Regions from separate parts of the Mus musculus genome. Here regions 1 and 3 are each linked to region 2. A link is a loop called in an ENCODE intact Hi-C map of the cell type or tissue named here. Cell type or tissue: left cerebral cortex. All regions are shown on one strand. Links, peaks and the distances in the headings refer to the core of each region. The heading gives the core; the rest is flanking DNA.

The links. Hi-C counts contacts between places; a loop is a spot of excess contacts. Peaks named below come from ENCODE experiments on the same cell type or tissue, not always from the same donor. Only the 100,000 strongest peaks of a DNase experiment are listed, where the experiment ranks them.
Region 1: it touches region 2 in a loop (4-fold over the local background); 15 of 42 quality-filtered maps call a loop at or near these places.
Region 3: it touches region 2 in a loop (5-fold over the local background); 17 of 42 quality-filtered maps call a loop at or near these places.

Annotation. Positions count from the first base shown.
Region 1 is chr7:83,881,708-83,887,048 of GRCm38, forward strand. It overlaps Tlnrd1 (talin rod domain containing 1), which reads right to left and starts at 2,634. Exons shown (of 1, transcript NM_030705.4): 1 at 1-2,634. The coding sequence starts at 1,514. The coding sequence ends at 426. It also overlaps a transcript of Mesd not described here. In left cerebral cortex, for the core only: CTCF peaks have their summits at 2,480 and 2,693; DNase peaks (open chromatin) are centred at 1,284, 2,015, 2,645 and 3,431; H3K4me3 peaks cover 3,468 bases; H3K27ac peaks cover 2,875 bases.
Region 2 is chr7:83,565,970-83,571,310 of GRCm38, forward strand. No RefSeq gene overlaps it. Among named protein-coding and RNA genes, the nearest start is that of Tmc3, 16 kb to the right of the region's middle. In left cerebral cortex, for the core only: a CTCF peak has its summit at 2,291 (motif pointing right); a DNase peak (open chromatin) is centred at 2,314.
Region 3 is chr7:83,792,396-83,797,736 of GRCm38, forward strand. It overlaps Cfap161 (cilia and flagella associated protein 161), which reads right to left and starts at 2,444. Exons shown (of 7, transcript NM_029335.3): 1 at 2,347-2,444; 2 at 1,601-1,690; 3 at 814-1,049. The coding sequence starts at 2,415. In left cerebral cortex, for the core only: no CTCF peak of the experiment used is centred there; a DNase peak (open chromatin) is centred at 2,497.

The DNA.
Region 1 (5,341 bases), core at 91-5,090, 320 kb after region 2:
TCTAATTCAACAAAAATAACGACATACAAAAAGGTAGCTACATCCATGTCTAAAGGAGGGAAAACTGAGGTAACCTTTCATTAATTAAAAAGAAGGAAGAAATGAGCCCATGACCTCTTTCCTGCCCAATTGATAACTGAGTTGAGGGGCTCGAGTGTGTAGGGTTAACCCTGCAGCCAGCAGACTACCCATCTTCTCTGTGTCTGAGTCCCTATAGTGGGCTGGTGGACACCCAGGCCCTCTGAGTACTTGATGATTGCATGGCCCTGCCTTCTGGAAAATTCCTCTTGAGCATTTAACATGAGGGAGGGGATCACCTATGGATTCTTTGGTATAAATGGAGAGGGGAGGGGTTAAGTGTCTTCCTTTAGCCTGGGGTGGAAAACAGGTATAGGGGCTGGGGTGGGGGTGGAGCGTGGGGAGTGCTAATTCACAGAATTGGAATTCACTGGCGGTAAAGTCCTGGGTGAAGACCTTTCCCTTAAAGCCTGAGATAGCAGGGTGCAGCCTTCAGACACGGCGCAGGCCGAGTTCCTCAGCCTCTCCCTGTGGTCCGACATCTTGGCGCTCCCATCTGGGTGCTGCGCCAGATCCCTGAGGCACTGGGTCAAGAGCACGCAGGCCGACACCACACTCATGGCACCTCCCAGGATGGCGGTCTGCACCGCCTTGCCCTCAGTGCTCACGGCAGCTGCGCGACCCAGGAATTGAGGCTCGGTGGCAAAGCCCACCAAAGCGCTCACCGCCTGCACCAAGGGCCCACTGAAGAGCGCGCAACGACTGCGGGCCAGCTCGCTGGGTGCCGCCTTCACTTCGCGTACGCATGCTAACAGCGCGGATGCACTTGTGCTCATGCACTTGACGCCCAGCTTGAACTGTTCGCGAGAGAAGCGGTCCCGTGACTTGTCACTGGCCAGGGCGCACGCATCCGTCAGGAACTTGAGGTTTCGAGACAGGCCCTGCGACACCTCCAGCAACAGCTGTGGGGTCATGTCCGCCAGTGGGGTGGCTCGCAGCACAGCACAGCCTTGTTCTACCTCGTGGCGGCAGCGTGTCACACGGTAGCGGTCCACAAGGCCTGGCTGTGCAGGTTGAGCGCCCGGTGTGGCCACGGCTGCCAGGTAGGCCGCATGTGCAGAACACTCGGTCAGCGACACCACCAAGTCGCCCAGTTCCACAAGACTGTCTCCCGCCTCTCCGAAGCGGCCCATGTTGAGCTGGCTCTGCACGTCGTGGGTGAGGATGGACAGCCCCTTAGTGCGCGCGATGATGGTGTCCCGGCACTGCTCGAAGGACTCCGCACCAGCGCCAGGGGAGGCGGGGCCTTCGAAGAGCACCGGCCGCGCCTCGCTAGACAGCAGCAGCAGGTCGGCCACCAGCTGCATCTTGCCCTTGCAGTGATCACAGATAGATACCAGCCTCTTCCGCGGCTGCGAGCTGGCCCCGCCGACGGCGCTCCCAGGAGCCGGAGAAGCCGCCTCGCCAGTGGGCTTCCCGGCGCTGCCGCTAGCCATCGCGCCCAGGGGGCACTGGCATGCCGCTGGGGAGCCCGCTACCACCGCCGCCGCGACTCAGCTGGCCAGGGCCGCGCTGCCTTCCGCGCACCATCATGCCACCCACCGCGGCGGGCACAGAGATCCGGGTGGCGGCGGCCGGTGGCCGGGCGTCGCAGGGCGGGCCCAAGCCCGCGGCAAGCTCTTCGGGGCGCTGTGTAGCTCGCGGGAACCGTGAGCCGGGGCACGGCAGACTCCTAGTCCGCGCCCCTCTTCACTAGCCTACCAGAAAAGTCCCCGCTGCCGGGCTGTCGCCACCTTCCTGGGCATGGCCGGCCGGGCCGCCGGAGCGGAGAGGGCGGGACGGGGAGGCTGGGAGTTGTCCTTCCTTCCTTCCTTCCTTTGAAATCAAAATCCTCTGCTCCTAGAGGAGCGCGGGCGGCGGCCCCGGCAGGCTTTGCTGTCAGCCGCTGCGCTGCGGCTATCCGGCTCAGCAGCGCACGTGGGCTTCAGGGGCGGCGACCCCGCCAGACGGTACAGGCTGGCGACGGCGGCCGGAGCTGACGCCCGGGGGCGCGCGGCCGCATCTCCTGCTCCGGCTCTTAGGGCGCTGGGCGGCCACTGGGCCGAGGGCGTGGCTGGCTCTGTGGCGGCCGCGCGGAGTCAGTCGGGCGGGAGGCTGCAACGCAGGGTGCTGGGCGGCCGCGCCTTCCCGCCTGGCGGTTCAGAGTGCGCGGCCCGGCGCCGCGGCGGCACGCCCTCCCCTCCTGAATGGCCTGCGGCCGGCGACCGGCTGTCGTGGAGATTCCATCTGTGTTTCCCCGCAGAGCCCGCGGGCCCCGCGCATCCGACGCCCCAGGGTGGTCGGCTCAGAAGGTGAGCGCGGCGTCGCGGAGGCCGACCCGGGCCCGGACTCCTGCCATGTTTGTCAACCAGCAACTTCCGAGCGACCTCCGAGCAACTGAAAGGAAGGGAGGAGACCGCAGGCCAGGGGACACCCGCCTGCCCGCGCACGGTTGCAGTTTTCGCCTCCTGGCGTCCGCCTCGCCCCCGGCTCGCCGCCGCCACCTCGGCCGTAACCTCCCCGGAGCCTATAGGAATCTTTTGTGTGGCGTCACCGCCTTTCGTTTAAATCCCGCTTCCTCCTCTCGCCCTTCCTCCCGCCCCCTCCGCCGATCCCGGATGCTTGCGCGATGCGCTGCTCCTCCCCCGGGAAGCTGGGGGCCGTGGGAGGACGCCGCGCCCAGCCCCGACGCTGCGGCCCTGGGGCCGGTGGTCCCTGCATCCGGAGAGGCTGGGAAGCGTGTGTGGTGGGGAAGGCCCGCCCTCGCTCCGCGCCCAGGCGCTGTGTATACCCTGGGGACACCGGGGCGCAGCCGCTAGTGGCCTTACGTAAGCTCTCAGCATGCCCCAGGACTCGATGCTTCCTCCCTGCCGAGGGAGCTAGTGTAAAAGGTGATCTGTTTTGCTTGCTTGGGGAGGATGCCACTCATTACTCCCGGGATCTCCCCACCGCCTCCGGATTCCAGTCACCTCTGAGATTCGATGACTTTTGCAAGCCCTCCTCCGCCCTTTGTTGTGTTGGACCCTCTCCTGTGGGTGGGTTTCCGTGAAACAGTGAAAAGGAGCTCTGATCACGCTTGAGTCCCCACAGCTTGTTTGACTCAGTGATAGACCCTCCCTGAGGTTGGTCTTACCCCCCCCCCCCCCAGCCGTTTAGGAGTTGTGTGACCTTGGGCAAGTTTTCTCTCCCAAGTTACTGTAGTCAGGTAGTGTATGGTGACCTCGGTTCCAGCTGGCTAGAATTCCAATGTGCCTTGATCAGCAGTTCGCCCTTTCCTGACTCCATCTATATAATGGAATAATAGCAACCATTGTTAAGTAAAGAGCCAGTCTCTGGAGGTAAACACTGTTATCTCTGGGTTACAGGCTGGGAAACTGGTGGCCCAGATGGCTCCCCGCCCTGTAACGAGGAATTAAACGGAGGACCTTGAGCTACTGTACTTTTTATTTATTAATTTAACTGTGCAGACAGGCTTTGAACTTCTGGCGATCCTCCTTCAGGGTCTGTAGTTGGTGATTGTAGGCCTGTGCCATAGGGCTTTGTGGCCAGGTGGACTAAGTGACTCCCTAGGCTCTTAACAACAGCAGTGGCTAAAAGAGAAGGTCCCCTAAACCCACTGGCCACACCCACTCCCTTTCTTTGTGCAGACCTTGTCTGCCAGAAACTCCTGGAACACCTGGGCCTCCTCCCAGTAAAGCACTCTCTCAAGAGCCCTGAAGTCTTCTGCTGGTGCCCAGCACTGCCAGTGTGTGCTCAGCCAATGGAAATGTTTGTTCTTCTGTCTCTTCGTAGGACCTCCACGTCCTACATTTTTAAGCCAGTTATAAGTGTTATTTATAAGTTGGATGGCCTCAAATTTATCGTCCAAACCCCAATAGTTTACAGAATAAATTATGAGTCAAGTTATTAATATAAGTTAATGAGGAACAACCGGTAAAAACCTGGATAGCCGCCCTACTCATAATCAAAAATAATAATTAAAAAAAAATGCCCTTGCAGATGCTTTAGATTTTAGGTGAACCAACTGTCTCTGCAAACTGAAGCCAGTAAAACCAATGGCTCTCTTAACAAGAATTCTATAGGGCTACTTCCTCCCTGGTAACCCAGGAATAGCAGTGAATCCTAAAAAATAGTTTCCTTAACTCTGAGAACCTAAGAGAGGGACCAGTAAGATAGCTCAGCAGGCAAAGGTGCCTGCCACCAAGGCTTCGTTTTTCAGATAGTGTCACTCTTCCTAAACTGATCTTTCCAGGTTCTTTCTTGTTTACCTCCTGCCATTGTTCACTTACAGCTCAAACGCTGGGTGTCTACCATGTGCCAGCCCTTGTTCAAGGCACTGCGCTTACACTATAGATTGTAATAGAGCAGCCTCTGCTTGTGAAGATAAGAGTCCCGGAAGGGAAGGTTCACAAATAAGTGCTCCCAGTTACTGTTTACTCAGTAAAAGCACAGGACAAAAATGGACAGCAGATCAACCACTGCATACTAGCCGGGCAGTGATGGCGCACGCCTTTAATCCCAGCACTTGGGAGGCAGAAGCAGGCAGATTTCTGAGTTCAAGGACAGCCTGGTCTACAGAGTGAGTTCCAGGACAGCCAGAGCTACACAGAGAAACCCTGTCTCAAAAAACCAAACCAAACAAACAAAGTACTGCATACTAAGTGTTTAGGTCATGTTAGGCAGAATTATGCATTCTGATCAGTGCTAGGGAAATCGAGGTGACCTGCAAACCAAAGCAGTGGAAACCAAATCTAAGATCTCCCTGTTCCTTCTCACCTTGCTCTTCCTGTCACTGCTGGATGGGTAGGGGGTTGGGAGGTTTTTTTTGAGGGGGGAGGTACTGTGCCCAGCACCATCCACCTTCAGAAAAGTTTCATCTTCCCTGACACACTACCTGTGAAATAACATCTCTCCATTCTCTCTTCTAGTCTCTGGCCATTACCAACTTCATCCGTGAACTTGATGATTTGAAGCACTCCGTTCTTTTGTGTCTGTCTTATTTCATTAAGCATAATGTCATTGAGGTTAATCAGTGCGATAACGTATCAGAATGTCCTTTTTATAGGAAATAATATTCACTTGTATGAACTTTAGACATTCATGGTATACCCCCAGAATTTGTGGACAAGCAACCAAGCTGTCTGTGGTATACAGTGCCACCCAGTGGTTGGTAAGGAGCAGTCTTGGCCATATCATAACTTTGGACTTGGGTTTCTTGGTTTTATGTTTGTGCTCACAGGTGGACAGTGGTCTCAGATGATCTTTCTTACACATTTGCAGACAC
Region 2 (5,341 bases), core at 135-5,134:
CAAGTGGGACAGGACAGTAGAGCAAAAAGTGAGATGGAAAAGCAACTTGTTTCTCAGAACACCAAGGAAGACAGAGGAGCCCTCTTTGGATGACCCAGCACCAAGTTCAAAGGACAGGAAACGAACCCCAGCACATGCTGAGCTAGCTGTTGTGTGGACTCGTTCCCCGCAGGAGGCTCTGGCCTCCAGCCCGGGGAAGAAGTCCTGATTTTTGAATAACATGTTCAGAGAGGGCGTTCCTCATACTCATCGGTACTGAATAGAAGCCACTCCGCATCTATTATTAGTTCCAGGAAATGACCCACAAAGAATATGTCACAAATAATTACAGGAACTCTCTAACAGGAGGGATCCTTCAAAAAAGAAAGAGAATTGGTCAGTTCAGCCTTAGGAAGAGCTTGCTGTTTGCTGAGTATAAAGCCTGAGGACCAAAATGAGTTCTGATTTAGACAATGTCTACAGTAGACAGAACGTATCAGGCAGAACCACAGCCATTGTCTTCAGATAACCCTATGGGGAATTCTCCTTGGAGCCAATATACTTCTGAAACAATTAAAAAAAAAAAAACGATAATAAAACACAAGATATTTTGAACAGCGATCTCATTACCTTGAAAGTGCACTGCTTTTATTAGTTCTGTCTTTTTAAGTATATTTTTTACTTTAATTTAAAAAACCTCCCAGATAATAAAAGCACATAGTTTGTGTTTGTGTGGGGTGTGTATTCACTTATCCACATGGGTGCCTGTGTGTGCGTGAATACATGCGTGCCTTAGGGGTCAGAGATTAAGCTTTGATGTTCTATCCACTGTCTACCTTGTCTTTAAGATAAGGGCTTCATTGATGTGCCATTCACCAGGGAGACTAGATTGACTGGCAGCCCCCAGAATCTGTTTGTCACTTCCTCCAATCCTGGAGTTACAAGAACATGTCACCACCATGTCTGGCTTTTTAACATAGGTTCTGCAAAGCCAATTCAAATCCTCATGCTCTCATGGCAAAGACTTCAGTAACAGGGCCATCCCCAAGCCATTACATACATAATTAAAAAAAAAAAAGTCAAATAGAGGCTCACAAACAAACACAAGGTTACAGTCCTTTATAAAGACAGCCTGTTGACCTTTATTGTCCCTCCAGACAGTCGACACAAAGATAAATTCTCTTTTCACAGTGATGATAGTGGCGGTAGGGGTATCCTGGGCTGCCTGGTACTGGTTTGAGCATCCATTCCCAAGAGGAGTACTCAGCAGGGAGGGTGGCCCTAACCCTGGACTTACTATCCAGAAACCACTCTGGGCGCTCTAAAGACAGCACTAAAGACAGTGAGTGGCCAGTTATGGCTATAGTCCAGTGTGGGCAAAGAATGGGCTGTAAGGGGCCACCATGCTCACCGTTATACTCCCACAGACCCTTTTCTCTTCCTCCCCACAGTAGGCTGAACAATGGTCCACAAAACAGTGAGCCTTACCCTAGAAGCTGAGGAAGTTTTCTTCTAGGGCAAATATGACTTTCTAAATGTGATTAAACTGTGGGTCCTGTGATAGTGAGATTTTTCCCGGGTGATCTCCGTGGACTTGGCATGAGGGTGGGGGTGGGAGAATAGGAAGGCAATCAGAGACCTACGTGAGTTGTTACCTTGCTGGCTTTATGTAAGGAGCGGGTGTGGCAGCAGTCCCAAGATGGCGCCCAGGACTGCAGCTAAGTCTTATGACTTGCACCTGACTTCCTCATACACCTGAAAATAAGCCACGACCATCGTGAGAACTGTGCAGGTGCACCATGATGCTGGCGGTGTAAACAAGTCCATATTTGGTGGAGACATGCCCCTGCCGCCCTGATTGGCTGAAGCTGTGTGCATGGTGAGGTGGCGTGGCCTGCCGTGAGTGGAGGGGGGCTGAGAGTATTTAAGCAAACCTCCCTGGGTTCCCGGGGTCCCCATAGCAGCATTGAGACGTTCCTGCAATAAAGGCTGTTGAGAAGAATCCGACCATGTTGTGTCTTCCTTGCCGGCCGGCCGAGGTGGACGCAGCAGCTTTAGAGGTAGGGAAAGAGAACATAGGTCAGGGAGTGTGGAACGGCAGATACAGGGGTGCCGTTCAACTTTAGAGAACAAATACACGGTGAGGGGTGAAAGTGGGAATTCCTGCCCAGTTGCTGTGGATGAACCCACCTCCCTGTATTTAAATGACAGAAATGTGTTTCTGTTGCAAACAGATGTCCCTGACCTTTGCCGAACTTTCTGCCTTCTTGGTGCTGAACTAAGAGTGGATGCAGATCTGAATGCAGCCACAAGATGGAGACTTTGTCTTGGTTAGCGCTGGGATATTCCCAGCGGTAAGAAACTTCTGTGCCTACTAAGCAGCTTTGATTAATCTCCAGTTCAGCTCTTGACCCGACCCGCATGGAGGAGAATCTGGGAGCCACAGGATAGGTTTTCAAAGGGGGTCTGATCTACCAAGTGTCTGCTAATTCTCACTCTGGCATTCAGAAAGCATCAGTCTTCCCTCTGCTATCTTCTCCAGCCATATGTGCTTGCTGTTCATATACTCTAAACATCACATTTCTTCATGTAAGAAAAAATTGCTATTGCTGTTGTTTTCTGCTTTCCATTTCCTTCCACTGTTTTACATAAAACAGAGGACTAAAAATTATTTCACACAGTATTATCTTCATGAGACTTGGTCCAGACAAACTAAGGTTCTCTTATAGCTCCCATGGACTGCTGAGCTGTGCTCTCAGGTTTCTGAATGAATCAGACGTGGGCAAGGGGCTCTGAGTTAAGGGAAGTATGCAGGCAATTGGTATAAATGGAACACACTCTTCTTCCTATCACTAGAGAAGCGTATGACCAACACTGACCAAGAGGATCTAGAGACTGGGGTGATCCTTGGGCAAATGATAACCTGAAATAGACCATGCAGGACACATAAAATTTTATAAACCCGGAAGAGGGCAAATGGCTCCATAAGCAGACAGATGGCTTGAGCAAATTATGGAGCCAGGAAAGGAAGCAGAAATTGAGAGAGCAGAAGGTATGTTAGGTCAGCTACAGAGTGGAAGCAGATGACTCCAGCCGATGAGAGGCTTACAGTACAGTCTTCTTCCTCACTTGTGGCCTGTGCAAATGTCAGCAGAGCTTTGCTTAGGTCTCTCAGGGACCCAGGCTGAGGTCAGCCCTGTCATCCTGCATCTCCATTACATGTTTTGCCTTCTTAGTTGCTGCTGTAGGAAAAGTGAAACTGAAATATTATTCACTATAGGCCCCACCGCTTCTACCTGGAGGGGTAGCTGTCCACTCTACTCATATTGTTTAAAAAACATAACAGCTTCTAACTACCAGCACCTAGACCCTCTGAAGCATATTACTTTCCCTGTCACAGGAGAATTCCAAAATCAACCTATTTGAGTCATAAGATAGAAAGACATTCAAGTTTTAGTGAAAGACATAGGACTTCCTTCAGCACTGAGAAAATCATAACTCCATTTTAAACACACAAAAACATACGTGTGTACCAATAAGCCAGATTTTGCCAAGAATCAAACACAAGAAGCAGAGGTGGTGGTGGTGGTGTTTTCTGATCCTGTGTATGAGGTTTGCAATTAATTCTGCAGAAATTATGGAAAAGATGGCTTCCAGGGACCTCACACAGCTCCAGGTATTGCCATGCCAGCCAGATCTGGATCCCCAAATGTCAATGTAAACATGAGAAATCAATCCCCCAAATTTTAGAGGGTGGAGCTACCGATCTTAAGGTGGCTTCAAGTATTCTGTGTCTACAAAGTTTCCTAAAAGGTGGTCTGTGGTGGTTAGAATTAGAATGGCCCCATAGGCTGATGTTTGAATACTTGGTCTCTAGTTGGTGGCTTGTTTGGAAAAGATTAGAAGATGTGGCCCTGCTGGAGAGTTTATGTTTCTGGGGATGGGATTTTAAGGTTTCAAAAGATTATTTTGAGTCAGCACTCTCTGCCTCATGCTCATGGAATCAAGATATGAGTTCAGCTGTTCCTACCTTCCTTCTACCATCATGGACTCTTGAGCCTATGAAACTGTAAGCACAAATAGATTCTTTCTTTTATAGTTGTCATGGTGTTTTATCACAGCAATAGAGAGCCCCCCAACTAAGACAGCATCCTTCTCCTTTTTTGGCATGCATCCAGGAAAGCACACAGGACAATAGCAGAGCAAGAGTTGCCTTGACACAGAGAATGCTGTGAAGTTTACAGAAAAGCTGACTGGACTGTGTGGTTCCGTGATAGGATACTGTATAAACTGATGCTGTATAAACAGCAGGGAAAGACCTGGCTGGCCAGAACCATGACATGAGATTCACAGAAGAGCCCAGTGATACCTGGTACTATAGTCTAAACACATTCCTTGATTGTGTGTGATTGATGGACACAGTTCCCAAATTCATATGTGGCTGGGGACTCTGGAAGGTATAGGGGGATAGATTCAGTCTTCAGGCCAAGGAGGTATCAGATGATAGGATCAATGGTGTTATAAAAAGAAAGAGAAAGGTACACACTGGCCAACTCTCTTTCTTGTCCCATCTCAGCCTCTTGGCTTCCACCAAGAGATGATACAGCATGATTGCCCTCATTATATGCATACCCCTTGGTCTTGGACTTTCTAGCTTCTAGAACTGTGAGAAATAAATCTATGTTCCTTATAAGTTACCTTGTCTTAGGTAGCCTGTTATAGCAGCACCAAACAAGCTAAATCACCTGCAACTATGTCCTAGACATTAGTGAACAGAGTGGCATATTGTGAGCACCAATCACTATTGATCAACAAATTACTGAATGAATGAATGAATGAATGAATGAATGAATAGGTAGCTGGGTGGGTAGATGGATGGATGGATGAACGAACGAATGAATGAAGGCTTTATTTAATGAACTTCAGACCTTCTATAAACCTTCATTTGTCTTCATCCATGTTCTAAGGACTTTCTGAGCCATAAACTCCCACAGCTCAGGTTTCCTGGATGGCCATAAGCTAAGCTGCAGGTTCTGATTCCTTTGATCTGCATCTTCTCTGGTCTTCAGGAGTCCAGACTCCATGGCTGCTGGTGTCTCCTGCCAACATGGCCTGGGAATGAACAAGTAGGCTGTCTAGGTTCTGAGGCATGGTCTTAACAGCCAGAGAAGTACAGCAGATCTCATCTGCCCCCACAGGCCATTGAAGGTTTCTGTCCTGACTGGCCAGCCTATGTCCTCACTTGCCTACCACTGTGCTTTCAGAACACGAACTTACCCCTGAAGACTGAAGCTAGGCAGCCCTCCTCCCCTCCCTTCCTCTTCCCTTCCTCAGTTCCAAGCATCTGCCCAGCAAAACCATG
Region 3 (5,341 bases), core at 220-5,219, 230 kb after region 2:
CAGGGAATAAAAGTTGTCATCAGCTTTAAGTTGTTTTACCACAACCCATGTGTACTCAAGAAACATTAAACTAAGGACACAGATAGCAGTTTCTATTCTTGTCACTGAGACATTGTCACTAAATCTCCCACAATGTGAAGTCGGTTGTTTTTTTTTTTGTTTGTTTTTTTGGTTTTTCGAGACAGGGTTTCTCTGTGTAGCCCTGGCTGTCCTGGAACTCACTCTGTAGACCAGGCTGGCCTCGAACTCAGAAATCCGCCTGCCTCTGCCTCCCGAGTGCTGGGATTAAAGGCGTGCACCACCACGCCCGGCATGAAGTCGGTCGTTTTAAATTGCGATTGTACGTCTCTAAGGGTCCTGCGGATCATTTCCAAAACCTCAAGTCAATTTTTAGTAGACAATCGATTTTAAAAGAGCAAAGCCCGTCCTGTGCAACCTTTTCATAAATGACTTTTTTGGGGGGGAAGCTAACATTCCATCAAGAAGAATGCAAGCCAGCACTCTTGTGAGCATAAAGCAAGCATCCCATAACATTATTTGAAAAAAATCCTTCTTTGCTTCCAGACAGAATGTAAGCTTAATACTTTGTATCAAATCATCATAAAGCAAGCATTTTTTAACTGAACACAAATACCTACTTTTCCTGCTGTTGTCAACAAGCAGGCCAGTAAAGGGTCCTCAACATTCGCTAAGTAAGGTAGGCTCAGCGATCTGCGTGTCTCTGCCTCCCCAGTGCTGGGATAACAATTGTGTGCCACCACAAGCTACAAGTCTAAGCAGATACTCCCATGCTCTGAAGCTGAGCGTCTCTACCTCAAAATGGTGAAGGTGTTCCTGCCCATCGGGGCGATGGTCTGCACAGCACTCACACCACAGGGTATCTCTAAGTCATCACTAAGCTGCGCTTTAACTTCATCTGGGCTCATACACAGGCTCAGGTCTCCTCTCATAAACTTGCCAGCTTCCTCCCCCAGGACTTGGTCAGGATTCACAATGATCACTTTATCGCCATAGTGGACATATCCATCTTCCGATACCGAAAGCTGCATCTACAATTTTAATAGGAATTTTCCAATAAGCTACTCAATTCCTTAGCTGCTGGGGTCAAGATCCCTCCCAGGTGTATCTCCTTTCCTTCTCAGACTAGATCCATTTCAGTAAGGCCTCCCTTCCTCAGATCCTTGGTTAGCATCCTTCAAGCTCTTGATGACCCCCAAACAAGATCATGCGAAGCTGTTGGACTCTACATAGTTTACCGTTGTCAATTTATTCAATTCAATGTTATTAAACGTTTTTTTTTGCACAGCAGCTGAAAGGCACTTTACTTGTAAAAGCATTAATCCACCCCTTTATTAGAAAATGCAAACAATTAAGTAAACATAATTAAGGACAGACTTCCCTTAATCTAAATTCTAAATTTCTTAACCTAATCTTAACCCTTAATCTAAATTTCTAAAATCTAGAGGAATTTTAACACTATACTTTTTTATTAATTTTTTTAAAAGTTTCTAAATGGTTACTTTGTTCATAGAAATTTTCTTTGCCTAACTCACACTTAACTAGGCAGAATTTTGAAATTGGCATTGGAATTTGACATTACCGGTCTCAAAATGTTCTTCTTCACTCTTCTGTTTCTCTGAATAAGAAGTTCTCCTTTTTCCCTCTTCTCTAGGAAGTGTCTCATGCGCTCCTGGGGATGCAGAGACCGAGAAAAGGGGAGTCAGGGACAGAGCTGTTGCAGAGCACAGGTACTGATAGCTTTTTCCTCAGAAGCACTTCAAGTTCAAAGACAGTTCAAGGACACAAAAGGAAACGTGATCGCTCTGGGGATGGCAAAAATGTCAGTAGGCAGCACGTCATGGGGGCAGAGGCAGGGGCGGGGAGCAGGAGATGAAAAGAGAAATGCATAAGGAAGGGAAGGATAGGACCCCTGTGCTTATCTCGTCCAGAAACAATCAGGAGTGATATATAGGAGGTCAGCAGTCTCTACTGGGGTCCTCCTGACTTGGGTGAGAATGTGAAAAGCCCAGGCCTCTCCATATGTTTGTAACCCAGAACCTTTCCAGGACCTGAGAGTGTCACAAACCTAGTGAGGGCCAGAGGGCCCGGGAGGCGGCAAGCTGTTCTTGCTCTGGGTTCAGGAAATGTGGAGCGGGACATTCAGTGAGCATGGGTGCTCAGAGACAGCAGGTGAACTACCTCGGGTAGCAAAGGTGCACAGGGGGGGTGGGGGCAGTAGATGAAGATGGGTGATAGGATGCTAAATGCTCAGCAGAGAGAGAACATGCAGGATAGCAGGATAGGGTCTGGGATCCTAGGGATGCGAGAGGACAGGAGTCTGCGCACCTCCTCCAAATAGACATCTTCGTTCCAGTTGCCCATCCGCACTCCAGGACCATACACGTTCTGCGCCATCGCCCCTTGCTCTCTTGAAAGCCAGCTCCAGCCTCCACTGACACTCAGAGTTAGCGTGCTTCGTTGCCATGACGACCAGGCAGTTGCCAGTTGCCAGTTGGTCAAGATCTCTTTGGCTGGCCAATAAGTGACAGCATACTAGACCCACGCCCCCTCCAGCTCGCCCTGCCCCTCCCACCACTGCCACTGTCTCAGATGACTAGCACTCAAAGCAGATCTGGGAAACCCCTGACGGGGGACACTGTTCCAAATGTTCCCTAGGCGGAGAAATTTTTGAAACTTTTTTTCTGTTGTTTTTTGGGGGAGAGTTTGGTTTTTAAGTTAGGGTCTGGATACATACCCTAGGCTGGCCTTGAACTTATGATGTAACACAGTCAGGTCTTGCGCTGGAGATCTTCTTGACTCACAGGTGTGCAGCCTACAACTGGCATAAAATATTGAGTTGTTCTTGTTGATGTTTGGTTTTGTATTTTGTTTGTTTGTTTGTCTTGTTTGCTTTTTAAACTAAAATCTAAGTTAAAGTGCTGTGGAACCCGAGTGCCCCTAGCTTTTCTGTGGAAGCTTGGTTCAACTCCAGCCTATTTTCCTAATCACTGTCAGCAGCAATTTCACAAAACATCACCCCTTTACTGTAGACGCTGGAAAACCTAAACACAAAAAGAGGGGCATTGCCGAAACCTCACAGCTTCCAAAGGAAGAAACTACTGTGTTAGCATATATTAATGTGTATATCTATTTCTGTGACAGTCTGTATTTTCACAAATTTTATAGCAACCCTCCCTTCCCATGTCCAAACACAAAGACAAACCTGCAATTTACAGGCACTCCTGATATTAAAAAAAAATTTTTTTTAATTTAAAAAAGTTTGTGTAGCCAACATTTCCTAAAGAGGATATTGTGTTATGAGTGGGGTGAACAGGCAGTTAGGTAGTACCACCTGCTGCTGGCTGCTGGCTGCTGGCTGCTAGCTGAATACATTCATTAATCAGTCCCCCAGTGTGCAGAGTCTCCCACCCCAAGCAAGAAGTGGAAGGTGAGAGCCAAACCCAGTCTATCAAGGGAAGCCAGATGCTGAAAACAAATTACTTCAGAAGACTGTAATACACACAGGTCACTGAAGATGTGATGAAAGACAGACTGGGAGAGCTGATGGATGAATCATTCCTGTCATGGGGACTATGAGAATGACAACTGAGCAAAACCTGGGGTAGTGGGGAGGTGTCCTTGTCGACCTGGAAGGACCTGAGCCGGAGGCTGAAGCATAAGACACAAAAGTAGGAATATTCTGCTCCTCTCTGGCTCCACTGCCTGCCCCTCCAGCACCACACACACTCTCAGGTGCTTCTGAAGGTGCTAAGTCAGGCATTCTGTTGGATCAGACAGGAGTCACTCAGAATATGTGATAGACTGGAGACCGACTCAGAGAAGCTAGCAGCATCCCTAGGTTCAAACTGCTAAACCCAGCCTTGTAGCATGCAGTGAACAATAGACAGCATGTGTAATTGCTCATACAGGAACATAATAATCTAAAAGCAAGCTGCTGTCTGGTGATGTCATGGCAGCGCCATCAAGTCACCAAGCAGCCCTCACATGCTTTTGGCGACGCTGGTATAAAAGAGAAAACCCTGTGTGACATCTGCTGAACAAAAGCAGGCCACACACAATTACAGATGGCACATTAGGCTCAGAGTGACACTAGATGACTATGTTACTGGCTTATTATTTACTACAGGGTGCTTTGGCCCCCGTTTGAAAAGGTGTGTCTCCTATTGATTACAGGGTACTATAAAGCAGTGTGTGGGGTTCTCTTGGAAGCAATCTCCTGCAGCTCACACTGGGACATCTCCAGACTGTCTCATTTGCTCTTACTCTCTTCTGCTCACTATCACCCAAAGCGCTCAAAGCCAATACTGATGTTGGAGAGGAACTCGCATGCAATAATTGATCTGGAAACAAAGTACAAAGCGATTTTTTTTCCAAAACCCACGTCTATTATGGTTATTCCTCACCGTGAATCAATCATGTCCAGATCCACTGCAGCTGGTATTTAAGAACATGAAAAAGATCAGAGATCTGGGAGGGCCAATAGCAGATACGGAGGAACTTTAAGACTTTGACTGGAAGGCTCCGCAAATGATGTTTGCATGATGAGGCATTCACTTGATAGTATGGCCCTCAGAAGGAGCCTTGCTCTAACCAGGTGTGCTGGAACACATCTGTAATCCCAGTACTCGCCCTGTGGAGGCAGAAGGATCAGGAGTTCAAGGTCATCCTCAAACATAAAGTAAGTTTGAGGTCAGCCTGGGCCCTGCAAAAATTACCTTCAATAGGCATAGGGGTTGCTGGAAAGATGGCTCTGTAGTTAAGAGTAAGCACCATTCTGGCAAAGGGCTAGAGTTAGTTCTCAGCACCCATGTTGAGTGGCTCCCATCTGCCTGTAACTCCAGTACCAGGGAATCTGACAACTCTGACCTCTATCAGACACTGTACTCATGTGCACATACCTACACTCATACCCGTATGTGCACATAGTTTTAAAAAAATATTTTAAATTCCTGTTGGGAAGTAGAGGCAGACAGATCTCTGTGAGCTGGACACCAGCCTGATCTATTTAGCAAATTAGGGCTATACAATGAGATCATATTTCAACACACACACACACACACACAGAGAGAGAGAGAGAGAGAGAGAGAGGGAGAGAGAGAGAGAGAAAGAGTTCTGTTTCACAAAGCAAAGATTCTATATGCCGATTTCTGACTTTAAAGTCAATGTTGCTCCCCTTAAGCATTTCCATGTTCCCCATAGGCTGGGTGTTAAACAAGGAGGCCTTGAGGGAATTGAAACTGGACCTCTCTCTCATAGGCAACAGCCAATAAAATAAGAACTAAAAGAGCAGAACTTTACTTACCCATCAGAAGAATGGGAC